2 separate regions of the Mus musculus genome follow, and region 1 is linked to region 2. Evidence: chromatin loops called from intact Hi-C (ENCODE). Cell type or tissue: heart. All regions are shown on one strand. Links, peaks and the distances in the headings refer to the core of each region. The heading gives the core; the rest is flanking DNA.

Region 1 (7,713 bases), core at 1,334-6,333, 54 kb after region 2:
TTCTTAGAGACTTGAGCTTCATGAAAGCAAGCCCCACAGAGCTGTGTCTGTCCTTCACACACAGTCCATAAGACTTAGGATAAGGCACTTTTAGGTTTCTGTACCACTATTGCCCTAAATACCAAGGATTCACAGAGTTTAGGGAAGTAAAATACCTGGGATTGTAGAAGAATAAAAACAAGCAACATGAACAAGAACAACAACGACGACGACAACAGTAATAATAAGGATGGCAAAAAAACTGATAAGAATAAGAACAAGCACAGTTGTGGCTACTATACATGAGCACTTCCAGTACACCAGGCATTGTTGCACAGATTTTATGGGCTTCTCACACCAATCTTGTGGATTATGTAGGATGAGAAGCCTAAGGAGGTTCCAAGAGTTCCAAGAAGGTACCAAATCCATGTGGTTACTTCTAATCCTGGTAGACTGGCTTCTGAGTCCACATAAGCCGTCTTCATGCTCAGTTACCCTTTGCAAAGGAAGTTCTTTTCAAAGAGAAATGGAAAACAACACCCCCCTTGTAGTACTTCTTTTGAAAGATCCTCATTCAGATCATTTGCCACTTTTGATAAAACTTGATGATTCACAGATTTGGTTGTTTATAAGGTTTTTAGTTCTTTTATTTTCTTTTCTTAGTTTTCTTTTTAAAAATTTTATTAGATATTTTCTTTATTTACATTTCAAATGTTATCCCCTTTCCTGGTTTCCCCTCCAAATACATGCTGGATAGCAGTGATATTATCAGACGAAGAGTTAGCAAATATCTTCCACATTCTTTAGACTGTCTCCTTTTGCTCAGTTGAAAGCTTCTTTGGCTTTTTTTGCTCTCATCCCAGTTAGAATATCTACCCCCTTTTCAAAAACTGCTGGCAAGAAGGGTCAAAAAAGGCAGCCAGTCTCACAACACCCAGAGGAAGCTCCACTCCCAGGCATTCTAACAAGCCCAGGATCCCAGGACCCCAGGAGCTTGGTCACACCAGGATTTCAGGGTTCCACAGGCAGCTTGAACCCCAGGAGCTCTGACACACCCAGGATCTCAGGATCACAGGATCCCAGAGACAGCTGAACTCTGAGGAGTTCTGCCACAACCAGGATCACGGGAAGGACAGGCTCCAGTCAGATATACCAAGGCATGCTACACTAGAGATAATCAGATGGTGGGAGGCAAGTACAAGAAAATAAGCAGCAGAAAGCAAGGTTACTTGGTATCCTCAGAACCCAATTCTCCCACCATAGCAAGTCCTGGATACCCCAACACACCAGAAAAGCAAGATTCCGATCTAAAATCACTTCTCATTATGATGATAGAGGACTTTAATCTGTGCACATTGCATGCATGCATGTAAACTTCACAGTGAATATTAATATATACAATTAACATTCGTCATTTTTCAAGCCCTCAGCTACCCCTGCTATCTCATTTTCAGTTAAGTGGAGTATCTCCAATAGTAATCCACACTTTCTTCAGTCCCGTAGACCACTGAATGGCCTTAGCCAGGCCTGAGGACACAGTCTGTGGCTAAGGACATTCCTCTGGAGACAGTTTAAGACTATGGAAATTGCAATTGGCTTGTTGGTATAGAGCCTGTTCACTATATCACATGTCCCTTCTAGTGTCCTGGATATCTAGTGTACACTCAGTGATATAATGTTAAACCTTGATTCCAGAGGAGCAGAGATTACTGTCATAAGAGAGGGCAAAGAGCCACTTGGGGCCCAGTGTTGTTTAGAGCAGTAAATACAAATATCTCTTCCCACAACCCTCTTCTTTTTCTCTCTTACAAAATGTCACAATGTAGCCCAGGTTGGCTCTGAATTTGAGATCCTACTGCCATGGCCTACTAAGTGCTATCTACCTGTGATCTAAAACATTGGACTCTGGGCATAGAATTCAGAACCAATCTCTTCTTTGCATCTACTGAGTTCCCCATTTGTGTATTTCATTTAAGCAAGGAGCCAACATTTATCATCACACTTCAATCACGTTTCTAATTACTAGTGACACAACAGTAAATGGTGTGGGGGACAGGTCCTGCCCTCCTAGAGCTTATATTCTAGTGGGGAAGATAAACAAGAAGTAACTAAATATACAGTAAAAAACAAAAATTCAGATGATAGAGTCCAGACAAGATATCACTGTAGAAGACTATGACAATGACCAGACTAGTAGGGGGCTGGAGAGATGGCTCAGCAGTTATAAGCACTGGCTGCTCTTCCACAGGTCCTGAGTTCAAATCCCAGCAACCACATGGTGGCTCACAACCATCTATATAAGGGGATCTGATGCCCTCTTCTAGCATTCAGGCATACATGCAAATAGAGCACTAATATGCATAAAACAAATAAATAATCTAAAAATTCGTTTAAAACAAAACAAAACAAAACAAAATATCAGACCAGTAGCCTGTTCCAGGGATGGTGACTTTAGGAAAGCAGAGTCTAGCTCTGAGGTCCCTGCTTCTCTTTGCTGTAGTTGAAACTGGAATATCAAGTGCTGGAGACAGAAAGTTGGGAGGGGTGAGTCTTATTTCTAGCTCTAGTGCCCAAAAGTCCTCCTTTGCCTTTAGCTTGTTTTAAAAAAAATGTCTTTTTAATTGTGGAGGGTTGTGCACGGGGGTTGGGGGAGCTGTGCGCATGAGAGCGAGTTTTCAGAGAAATTAGAGGAGTAGGCTGTCTCTGATGCCGGAGTTAACACCTGATGTGAACTGACCCATGTGGGTGCTAGGAATCGAACTCTTGGTCCTCTGGAAGAGCAGTGTGTGCTCTTTACGGCTGAGCAGTCCCTCCAGCCCTGCCTTTTGTGGATTTGTCTCTACAGAGACCCCTCTTCTTCCAGCCCCTGCCTCAAGGAGACTTGGCTTTCCCTGCTAGCTCTGCTTGGTAGCTCCCCTTTACACAAACGACACTTCCTGAGGAAGAAGCAGAGCAGATGCCAGCGGCCTGAGTGTGCAGGAGTGGCCACTTCTGGAGCCCCATGCCTTCCAATCAGGAAAGCCAGAGAGTGGGCTCTGAGAGGGTCCCTAGATAGCCTCAAGCCACTCCTGGGAAGAGAGTAGGAGAGATTCTTAGAGGCAACTAGGGTTGCTCGTCAGCTTCCTTCTTGGTATTGTCCATGGAGAAGCAGGGAAGGGCTCCAGTGATGGCCCAGCCTAGCTTTTTATAAAACCCCCAGAGTTCAGCAGAAAGCCCTAGGAGCTATATGCAAAGACACAACTGTGATTCTGCCTCCCGAAGTTCTGCCTTCTTAGACTGGGAGTGGGGTCTGCACACCCAGTGCTTGGAAGGAAGCTTCTCATCGAATCTTAATAAGCGGTACTGGCTATAAGCCACTGCTCTGAATTAACAAGGCCCGTGTAGCAGGAAGGGATACTGAGAAGGCAACAAATGTCTGTCTGATGACATAGACATCAAGGCCCCAGGGCTAGAACTAGAGACCCAACAAGCTCAGGCTTCCTTTCATGGCATCCAACCTTATCTTTCACCTCCATCCCATTTTTCAGCAGCTCCACTAGAATCCCTGTGTCTCAGTATCTCATAGCAAACCCAGGGTACAGAGTATGTGCCCAGTAGTTTCCACCATAGGCAACATCCTCTTCTTAATGGCTATTAGGAACAGTACTTCCTCTCCCCGAATCCCACTCTTGTGCTGACCCCTAGTGGCAAGACTAGGCAATGGACAGAGAGGCTAGTTTACACCGAGTTTTAGGACCCACTGTGCCTCAGATTCCACCCCTGCCCCGCAAAAAGAAAAGACCCTTTCACGGGGGGTCATCTAAGACCATCGGAAAAGAGATTTACATTACAATTCACAACGGTAGCAAAATAAAAGTTATGAAGCAGCAACAGAAATAATTTTATGGTTGGGGTCACCACAACAGAAGGTGGAGACCCACTGCCCTAGAGTTATTTATAAAAGCAAATGATTAAAAAAAAGGATGTGAAAAAAGCAGGCTCTGTATCATAGTCTGAGGAGCAGGGTGTTGGGTGTGGGACGTGGAGAGTTAACTGAGACAAGGAGAATGTTGTGCTTGTCAACTCATTCCCACCTCTGTCATAAGAAAACTCTAAAAATTCAGCTCAGCTTGCACATAACCATTTGCCAAGGGAGATGTTTAAATTAAATGCAAAGTCACACATGATGGTAAAATATACAAACACCCACGTTCGATGCAACACAGGTCTTGATGACCTTCAGCTGTTCTTAGTAATGAGGAAAAAAACAAGTTAATAGGAAATGAAATGGTTTCTGTAAATTGGGGAAACACCAATGAAAATGTGCTATTATTATCCAATGTAGATCCTACTGTAATCCCTAATTTGGGATTCTTCAGTGAGCCTGGACTATCTGGAAGATAAAGGCTTTTGGCATCAAAGATGAGCATATATTGACATAGGGCAAATGAGTTCGTTGGGTTTTCTTGAGGTCCACAGAGGATGCCAAGCTGCACTATGATGGGCTAAGGTGGGAAGTGGGCTCTTAGCTTTCCCACACCCCCAGGAGGACAAAGACTTAATGTAGAAGCATAAACAAAATAAACCAGGGCTAAAGAGATGGCTCAGTAGGTAGAGTGTTGCCATGGAAGAAAGGACCTGAGTTCCAAATCCCAGAAACTATGTAAAATGCAACGCAATATGGAAATGGAAGACAGAGACAGAATCCCCTTGAAGGTCACAGGCCAACTAGCCTGCCTCCCTACTATAGACTAGAGTGTTCTTCCTCTTATTCCCACATGGTAGTTGTACCTCATGTGATTCAGTAACTAGGTAGCAATCAAGAGGAGAGATACTATTGACAGATCATGGTTAACAGAGCAGAAAGACAAGGTTCGGATCTAAACTGTTCTCATAGCTACGTGTTGAACATTTGGTTCTCAAGGCAGCAGAATTCAGACATTGGCCAGCAGGGAGCTGATTGGCTCATGCAGGATTCTGTCACATGAATGGGTTAATCCATCTATGACTTCACAGCTCATGGTGCCATAGAAAACTTTAGGAAGTGGGGCCCAGTTGGAGGATGTAGGTCCTGAGGAATATGCCCTTCAATGAGATATTTGGGGTTTGTTTTTAGTTTGTTTGCGTTGGTTTTTTTTTAATTAGGTACTTCCTTGATTCACATCTCCAGTGCTATCCCAAAAGTCCCCCACACCCTCCCCCCCACTCCCCCACCCACCCACTCCCACTTCTTGGCCCTGGCGTTCCCCTGCACTGAGGCATATAAAGTCTGCACGAACAATGGGCCTCTCCACTGATGGCCGACCAGGCCATCCTCTGATACATATGCAGCTAGAGACACGAGCTCTAGGGGGCACTGGTTATTTCATATTGTTGTTCCACCCATAGGATTGCAGATCCCCTCAGCTCTTTGGGTACTTTCTCTAACTCCTCCACTGGGGGCCCTGTGATCCATCCAATAGCTGACTGTGAGCATCCACTTCTGTGTTTGCCAGGCCCCAGCATAGTCTCACAAGAGACAGCTATATCAGGGTCCTTTCAGCAAAATCCTGCTAGTGTATGCAATGGTGTCAGCGTTTGGAGGCTGATTATGGGATGGATCCCCGGAATTGGCAGTCTCTAGACAGTCCACCCATTTGTCTCAGTTCCGAACTTCGTCTCTGCAACTCCCTCCATGGGCGTTCCGCTCCCAATTCTAAGAAGGGGCAAAGTGTCCACACCCTGGTCGTCGTTCCTCCTGAGTCTCATGTGCTTCGCAAATTGTATCCTATATCTTGGGTATTCTAAGTTTCTTGGCTAATATCCACTTATCAGTGAGTACATATCATGTGAGTTCTTTTGTGATTAGGTTACCTCACTCAGGATGATGCCCTCCAGGTCCATCCATTTGCCTAGGAATTTCACAAAAGACACCGTCAATAAGACAAAAAGGCCACCAACAGATTGGGAAAGGATCTTTACCTATCCTAAATCAGATAAGGGACTAATATCCAATATATATAAAGAACTCAAGAAGGTGGACCCCAGAAAATCAAATAACCCCATTAAAAATGGGGCTCAGAGCTGAACAAAGAATTCTCACCTGAGGAATACCGAATGGCTGAGAAGCAACTGAAAAACTGTTCAGCATCCTTAATCATCAGGAAAATGCACATCAAAACAACCCTGAGATTCCACCTCACTCCAGTCAGAATGGCTAAGATCAAAAATTCAGGTGACAGCAGATGCTGGTGAGGATGTGGAGAAAGAAGAACACTCCTCCATTGTTGGTGGGATTGCAAGGTTGTACAACCACTCTGGAAATCAGTCTGGTGGTTCCTCAGAAAATTGGACATAGTACTACTTGAGGATCCTGCAATACCTCTCCTGGGCATATATCCAGAAGATGTTCCAACCAGTAAGAAGGACACATGCTCCACTATGTTCATAGCAGCCTTATTTATAATAGCCAGAAGCTGGAAAGAACCCAGATGCCCCTCAACAGAGGAATGGATACAGAAAATGTGGTAGATTTACACGATGGAGTACTACTCAGCTATTAAAAAGAATGAATTTATGAGATTCCTAGGCGTTGGGTTTTTAAAAGATAAGTTATTTATTTTGCATATAAGGGACCTCAGTCTGCATGTACACCTGTGCGCCAGCAGAGGGCGCCAGATCCCATTACAGATGGTTGTGAGCCACCATGTGCTTGCTGGGATTTGAACTCAGGACCTCTGGAAGAGCAGTCAGTGCTCTTAACTGCTGAGCCATGGCTCCGGCCCTGTGTTTTTGTTTTGTGTTGTCTTTTGTTTTGCTTTAGAGTCTTACTACATAAATTAGCCTGGCCTGGAACTTGCTATCTAGCCCAGCCTTTGAACTTTAAAGAATATGCTTTCTGCTTCCCTACCCCCTCCCTCTCCACCTCCTCTTACTTCTCTTCCTCCCTCCCCACTTCCAGACTACCATGCACTGTGCCACTTGGCTCCGTTAGAGCTCTCCAGTCAAACATGAACTGAAACTGTGATCCACAATAAATCTCTCCTCCTGTAAGTTGATTTTCTCAGGTACAGCTACGTCATCACAATAGTATAAAGCTGAGAAACAAACAAGAAGGCCTCAGGCATTTCGTGCCATTACTGAGCCACTGGAACTGTCTGAGGACCACTTTCCTTTGGACTTCTTTTGCTGTGTGATACAATGAGCGGATTATTATTCAAAACTCCTTTAGTGGGACATGCACTTACTTGCTGTTGAATGCATCCTAACTAATTAATATAGACACTATGCTAGCATCTTCACTTGCCTAACAGACCAGCAAATGTCTTTGTGCATATTTTTGCTTCTGCCTGGACACATCCTCTCTTAGAACTGCATGACAAGTACACTTCCATGAAGTCGCATCTGAAGTATCAATTTTCCCCCCATGAAGCCTTTGTTTTGAACCCTGGAAACAGTGAACATACTTCATGAATCTATTTCATCTTGTGAATAACTTATCATAAAATGAATCGTACTGAACTGGAAGTTATATGTGGGTCTGTGAGCCCCATGAGCGCTGAGAGAAAATAGGATTCTTTTCTAAATGAATGTGCTCTTTGCAAGGTTTGTCACAAAGCTGAGCCTGAGTATATGGATGGTCCAATGAATTCGTGAACAAATGAGGAAATGAATGGCCTGAGAACGCCAACTAGAAGGGTATCCATAGAGCACTGAATACTTACCTAAGCAAGTCCCTTTCACCCACTCCACTTTCACATCTTATAAGTAAAGCTC
Region 2 (7,713 bases), core at 1,577-6,576:
TTCTTGTTCTTTTAAGCTGCTAGAGATACCCAAACCTCTTTCTTACTCTAATGCCAAACAAACCAACAGAAAACCAAAACCAAAACCAAAACCAACCAAAAACACCACCACCACCAACAGCAACAAAAACCCCATTGACATCTATTCCAAGTATAAGTATACATACTTCAAACAACGGGAATAACTGCTTCTGTTTGCTTAAACATAGACTAGAGGAGCAGAATTTTAATTGGCTCCAGAAGTTCTCATGATTTGGTATTAGTCGGTATCCCTCTGGGAGGAGGGAAAGGTTTAGGATGGGGTCCCTTTAAGGCTTGGAGTAGCCAGGGAGTTAGTTAATGGCCATTCTGTAGAGGTGACTTTGCAAGGTGGTTAGTATGTGGCTCAATCATTAACCAAGCAGTGGCAGGACCCCAGGCTTGTTGGAAAGGGGCCACTCCTCTCCCAAGGACAGCCCAAGAGCAAGAAGCTGTCTTCAGACAGGACATTCCTGGGGTCTTTATCTCCTTGACAAAGCAACAGTGGGGTAGGTGAGGCAGAGGCAGGCCACCCTGCCCACATGGGGCTAGAGGAGGGCTGGCCCCGGAAATGAAGGAAGTCAGCTACCCTCAATGAGGAAGGAGGGAAAAGAGAGAGACAGCAAAGGGTTTTTTGTTTTGTTTTGTTTTTTTTATCATAAATGAAAGAGGAAGCTCCAAGCTGGGCCTTGGTGATTAGATGACAAGCTGGAAAAGGCGCTCATCCTGGATGCATCCTGTTTTGCTTCAAATTGGCCTCGGGGTCCTGGAGCCGGGGAGGGGCCTGGAGAAAGAGAGCAACCTCCTAGGAATTCTCCCAGGCCTGTTGACCTCAAACTCTTGGGTGGCCCCTAGCACAGGAGTCAAGTGGGAATTCAATCTCTCTTTTGCTACTTCAGGAATGAAGGCCAGGAGTTTCTGAAGTTTCTGCAAGAAGCTTCTACAAGTCAGCCGCGGGATCAGGAGCCCCAGAGCAGCTCACATCTGCTACTGGCAATGTGGCATCTGGAAAATGAAGAGGCCCGAGCTCTATAATCCCTCTAGCCTGTGTTCTGCAGCCCAGATCAAATGTCTCCTACTTGTCAGTCACCTCCTCCTCAGCAATTCCCCCTGGTCTGAACTCCAGGGCAAAACAACTGGAAATGTGACTACTAACCACACTTCGGGTGACACTAGGGGACTAGGTTTGGTGTGATAGCTGACACTGTGGTTATTTTGCTGCAAGTCCTTTCTCTTTTAGAAAGATACACTGGTCTATTTTTAGTTCAATTTGATAACACACAAGTCTGAGATTTGTTTCAAAGTAACAAGAAAAGCAGTAGGTGGGACTATATGGTTCTTGAGCCCTAATTACACTGATTGCTTCCCTTTTAAAAATATGCTTAATTTTTTAATAATATTTTTAAGTCCTCAATGAGGAGTGTCTCAGGCCACTAAACCCCTCAACTGGATGGCGGATTTCCCAATAGTGGGTGTCAGAACCATGGGTCCTTCCTGAGAACTAGCTAGCCCTAGCCTTTTGTAGCTTACAAAGCACTTAGCTATTGATCCCCTTGTTTAATCCGGTGAAGTACAAAGAAGAAAGCCACCCGAGGGGTGACAGTGTGGAGAGAACAACAGAGACTGGATTTAGACCTCCAATCCCTTGTTCTTTGTTCTGGGACACCCTGGACTGCTAAGGCACTTAACAGTGGATTCTGAAATCCCTGCTTGTGGCTGGGATAAACCGGAACAGCAAGTGCTCAGCGTGCAAGTCCCCACTATGGAGGACCACACCAGAGGAAACTCAATACACAAACTCAGCATTTCAGACTTGTGACTATGGCGCAGACTGGAGACCTCTACTGCACTGACTCATTCCGACAAGGACCCATGTACATAAAAGCACACGCACATGCACACTCCAAGCCCCCGAGTCACAAATTAGGAAAGCATTAATAAACCTTTGTCACCAACAACTGCATGACCAGCACAGTGCTCAAACATCTCACCTGGGGTTGTGGGGTGAGAGGGACTATAAAACTTACCAATGGTTAGGGGTGGATCTCAGTACTAGCTTAGAATGCATCAGACCAAGGGTTCCATCCCCACATCCCAACAACAAAAGAAAACAACCCCCCAGCCCCAGGTCCTCGAAGACTTTAACACATTGATGCACATAGATAGGTCTCCTATTCCAAGCCCTGAAATCTCTGACAACTCCACACTGGGCAGCCAAGTGGCCTAAGGTTTGATCCTACCCAAATTGGGGAAAAGGGGGGGGGGAGGAAAGAGAAAAGAAAAAAGTTATCTTTTTAACTCAAGAATAAAGTAACCCCTTCTTTCAGATGAGGACCCTCTTTTCCATCCTTCCCCAAGAACTTGCCATTCACGGAACACACATTATCCAGGGCTGGAACAAGGATGCTGCAGAAGTTAGCTAACAAAAGGCAAAGCGGCATCCCAACCCGAGACTGCCCCTCCTTCCCCTGTGACTGTCTTGCCGGTGTATCCTGCTGCTATGCTTATACCTGGCTGCAGATGTCCTGTGCTCCCATTCCAATCTGTAGTCTCCAAAATGGATTTTTTTTTAAAATGTCAATACATATGGGGGGAGCAAGAGGTGGCAGAGGAGTGATTATGAGCAAAGTACAACAGCATGCATGTATGGAAATACTATAGTGGCATTCATTATTTTGCTCATTAACTAAAAATTAATAAAGATAAGACTGAAGGCCAGTTTGGCCCTCTTGGTAACCCCCTTTCTTTTGCTCCTCTGCTCCAGCCTTGAACATATTAAGGCCATCATCTTTACAAGACTCGTTGTCCCTTCCTTTGCATCCACACAAGGTGCATAGCCACTGTGCCATCTTTACATCTTCAGATATCATCTCCTGGCAGCCTCTCCTGAAGGCAGAAGCTCAGACGTACACAGAGGCCTGGCATTCTTCAAAGATCCCTTAGCACTGTGGAATGAGGGTAAGCGACCAGGGGCAAACAGCCTCTGTTCAGTATGGCATCTCTCAGCAATAACTATAGAGGTTCAAGGAACAGAAATTCCAAGTCGGGAACCTGGGCGAAAAGAAAGACCAACACTCTGAAGTAAGGACCAACACCAGCTACCCAGCGAAATGGCAGCTACAACTTCAGGATAAAAACTTTATCTCCACCTCTCCCACTCGACCACTCACCTAGACACCACTTGTGCCTTGGGCTGCTCACCTCCAGTCCCCCAAGAAAGAAATGTCTCCCTTTCATTCCAAGAAGGGAAGGCTAGAGGAAACCCAGACAGCAAGAATACTGATGGCACAGGCAGGGACTGAAACCCTCCGAGTGGGCGTGGGCGCTAGAACTGCAGCAGGAGTCAAGGTTTGAAAATAGCCCTGGGTGATTCATTACCCTCTTCTCCCAGGATTACTGGGTGCGCTGAGTGAGACCCAAGCAAACTAGGACACCAGTCAGTCCTTTGCCTGAATACCATGTCTAAGTGCAATCTCTGGGGTCCCCAAAGTGAGAAACCTGGTGTCTGGGGAAAAAAAAGTCCTGCCCCTCCTCACATTCAGTTTGCCATCTACCCCACAGTAGTTTTCCAGCTAATCTAGCTGCATAACCATCATAGGAGCCGCTGACTGCCTACCTCCAGTCACCCAAGTGTCTCAGAGACCATCTTTCTTTACTTACTGGTTTAAAAGACTGGGCCCAGGCACCAAGTTAGCCAGTATCAGAGCTGAAGAAACCGGGGTCCTTCTGATACAGAAATCTAGCTGCCAATTGAGATGCCATTGAAAACACTTGTCACTCAGGAAAGCATGACCCGCCTGAGGTCATAAGGACTGGCGGAACCCCGGTTTCCTGAGTGGTAATTCAGTGCTGAACTTGAGCAAGTGTTGGAAGAGACATTGAGACTACCCAAGTTAGAGCTCCCCCAAACTTCCATCTAATAGCCTTTCGTCTGAGCTTTTCTAATCTAAACTTCTGTGAGACCTCCTGGCAAACTGAGTCCCAGCGACTTATTCAGAAGTATTGATTAACTCGCTCTGCACAGCTACCCTGAGAACAGCTCACTCTCCGGAGTTGTCCAGGTGGGAAGGCAGTGAGGCAGGGGCCGACGGAAAAGTCCATGGGGCTGAAGCCTTCCTGGAAATGTCCCCCGAAGTAGAAGGAGGGCAGACTGGGCACCCCCGCCCAGCGCCCGCCGCCCACTGAGTCCCTGGGAAGGCCGCCGCGCCAGTTACGCCAGGGGTCCTCAGGCCACCAGACCAGCCGTTTGCGGGGCTCCTATGGGAGTGTGCAGCCGGCACAATCAGGGGTCTCTAAGTTTCTATAACTCTGAACCCCGCCCATAAGCAGAGGCAGCCCGGGCTACTTTCCTTCCTGTCTCTCGCGTCCTCAGCCCAGCGGAACTGCCAGGAGAGCAGAAGGGCTGGAGCGCCACAGCGGCTAAGCGGGATACTGGAGGTCAGGGCCCCAGTCTGCCTGGGTGTCCCCCTGACGTCGCCCCAACTCTTACTTGGCAGCCGCGTCCACACAGCGGCAAAGGGATAGGAGGCAAGCGCGGGCAGGGCTGCTCGAAGAAGACACGCGTGGAGCCAGGGGTAAAGGTGCGAGCCAGAATTGCAGCTATAGTAGCTGCTTAGCCGTTGTCAACTAGACTATGCTCGCCGCGCAGGTTCGGAGAGAGGGAGCATTCGCGAGTAAGCCGTAGTGGTGCTCCGCCCACCTACAGGTCCCCAGACCAATGAGGGCATAGTCCCGTCCCTCCCCAACCCGCCTCCTCCCCAAAAGCGGTCCAAATGGGGTGGGCGGGGCTCTGCCAGCCAGCTCCTCCAATGCCCTGAGCCTCTGCCTTTCCCTCAGGTCACTCAGCTGGAGGCAAAAACCCAGGGCCCAGGGCAGAGCTTTGAAAGAGCAGAGCTTGAAACAGTGAGATGGCCACGCTGACCTGTATTTATTGAGTTCTGAATGTGTCTGGCACTGCATGCAGGCTTCAAATCTAAATGCTACGTGCACAAGAGGGTTTAAGTGACTTGTCCAGGATAATTTATAGTAAGTCCAGGAGACTGCTTCTGTGAGATACATAGTTAGTAGTCGGAAGGAACTCCATAAATTTCCAGGAAGTTGTCATTCCCACGTTAATCAGGCACCAGCACTCTGCAACCTCCCTAGTACCTCTGTCCACTGCAGTCTAAACTCTATTTCCATATAGAAACACATGGAACTTAGGGCACCAAAGTTAATTCTAGCAGGAGAAGGCTTCCAGGAGTTCCGAAACCAAGTACCCCCAGAAAGTCTGTTCAAATTCAGTAAGAAATGGTGTTAATTGGTTTCTTCCTCACCTTGCCTGTGAAGTTTTCAGCATAAGTTGACAATCTTCATTTCATTGTTGAATTGAGTACTCGTATTTAGCCAGGGCTAGGAAGGAGTATGTAAGTTCTCAAGGCACTGCAACTATGCTTACAATGACAGAAAGTGAAGAGAGGCGTCTTACTCTGGGCTACTCAGCAAATCCACGGCAGGCCAAGACTTGTATACTGGTTATTTTCTCCATACCTAGTAGATGAATGGCATGGAGCTAAGGTCTTTAGACTACAGGGACAACATCCATCTCATTGGATTGCTAAAGTAGCCAACACAGCAGTTTCTTAAAGGTCACTAGAGGTGGTGACAGAACCAAGCATCCTGCCTCCGCTCTACCAGGCTAAACAAATGTTCCCACCTCCCTTCCTCACAAGAAGCAATGGAGTGTCATGGAAGCGAGGCAACTCCTAGTATGAACTCTCTGCTCTTCTCAACAGAAGGACAGCGACTGATAGCCTGTGACAATTTTTTTTCCAAAGTGAGCCATTTCACCACAAATCTTAAATGTGGTTGCAGCAGCCTGTGCACCTGAACTCACTCCACAAGCCAAAATCCACCAGGAGGCTGTACTACTTTTGATAGTAGGTAGGAAGCCTCTTTCCTGAGGCAGGGCTGAATATAATATTGCCAGCATGCTTCAGGGGCTGAGTTTTTAGCCGAATGTATATTGCTTATACACAATGTTAGAAAGACTTAGAAGTAGAAAACCTGCCATGACCCTATCTATTCCTAAGGACAGAAAACCATGTCAGAGCTGGTTCACTAGTGGGTGACAAAATGTTAAAGGTCACTAAGGGATAACCATGAAGAATTTTTAAGCATATGAATAATGCAAACCCCAATTTAACATTTAATAGATGTTATTTTTTAGACAAGATCTCTATATGAACCCAGGTTACCATCAAAGTAAAAAAAAAACAAAAGCCTCAATCTCCTAAATGTTACAGGTTTGTGCCACCACCTGTAATTTTGTAGATTGTTCTAATTGGATTAAGATAGTTTTGGTTCTGAAATACCAGTGTGTGTGTGTGTGTGTGTGTCTCCAGGTGCACATGTGTGAGTGGTTATATACAAGTGTGCACAGGTACGTGGAGACTAGTGAATAACTTCCGGTGTCACTCCATTCCTCAGGTGCCACCCACTTTATTTTCAGACAGGGTCTTTCAGTGGTCTGCGGCTGGCTGGCTAAAGTAAACAGGCTAAGCAGCAAGCCCTGGGGACTCCACTGATCTTCCCTTCCCCGGTGTTGGGATTATAAACCCACTACCATGCACAGCAGTTTTTATATGGGTTCTAGAATAGAACACTGGTCCTTCTGCCTATTACCAACTAAATCATTTTCCCAACCCCTCTTTTTTTTTTAATGCAATAAAACCAAAAAAACTGCAAAGGGTCAAAGCACAAAAAGTAACAAAAAAATCTAAAACAGCATGAAAAACTACAAAATCTAGAAACTGATGTAAATAAATACAGCCCCCGTTCTGCAGTGCCTGACAAGCATAGTGAAAACATAGTGTGTTGTTGCAACACACTCTGCCTTGAGAAGGCCACACCCACATTTTTGGTATGTACTGTCCTTTTTCTTTGCGTGCCTCTCTCTTTCCTAATGCCTGCACTTAACTACGTGATAAAATATTTTTCTTAATAAACACCAACAAAATGTTGCTGAATGAGTGAACACGATAATTAAGGGAAACTTTAGACCTAATATTTATAATGCATAGTCATGTCACTTTGAAATAGTTCAATGGTTATTTGGGGGGGGTCTTTTAAAAATAAATCTCCCTGTTTTGTCTTGAGACCTTCTGAAAGATATGAGTGTTTAACCCCTTCACAGGGGACGAGGTGGTTCGACAGCACTTCCAACAGTGCCAGCCTCTTCTTCCAGCCTCAGTCCATCCTGAGCAAGATGGAGATTCCATAATGGTACCCAGAAAGGATGGGGGAAATGGTGCCTTTTCACAGGACCAGACTCTCATAAGGTTGCAGGGAACTTGCCATGGTATTGTACAAAGAGAGAAATGGATCCTTGAGAGGGAAATAGGTTATACTCCAACTTGCTACACCCAGCACATGCCTCTCACACAGGGCTTCCACACATCCCTGCATGCCTCATTCAAGCCCACAAGAAAAACCGGATTCTTAGTGGACTTGGTGGGAGCCCACCAAGCTTCATGAAAGGGGCCTATTGCTCAAGTTTGCAGAACATGAAATAGTCATGGGTCATATAGATAACCATCACGAAGGCTCATGTCAATGGTTGTAGACTAAGCAGAGGCAGCAGTGGGAGGGATGTGAAAGGGAAGGTACACATGTGCCTCATTATTTTTTTTCTGTTCTGCCAACTGGGGATATAGAA

Evidence for each region. Peaks named below come from ENCODE experiments on the same cell type or tissue, not always from the same donor. Only the 100,000 strongest peaks of a DNase experiment are listed, where the experiment ranks them.
Region 1: a loop joins it to region 2, with 2.2 times the contacts of the local background. A loop is called at or near these places in 13 of 42 quality-filtered maps.

What each region holds. Positions count from the first base shown.
Region 1 is chrX:98,985,700-98,993,412 of GRCm38, reverse strand. No RefSeq gene overlaps it. Among named protein-coding and RNA genes, the nearest start is that of Yipf6, 52 kb to the right of the region's middle. In heart, for the core only: a CTCF peak has its summit at 3,670 (motif pointing left); a DNase peak (open chromatin) is centred at 3,662.
Region 2 is chrX:99,039,588-99,047,300 of GRCm38, reverse strand. Stard8 (START domain containing 8) reads right to left here and starts at 4,720. Exons shown (of 14, transcript NM_199018.2): 1 at 4,507-4,720. In heart, for the core only: a CTCF peak has its summit at 4,452; DNase peaks (open chromatin) are centred at 1,770 and 4,740; H3K4me3 peaks cover 2,230 bases; H3K27ac peaks cover 1,782 bases; H3K27me3 peaks cover 1,991 bases.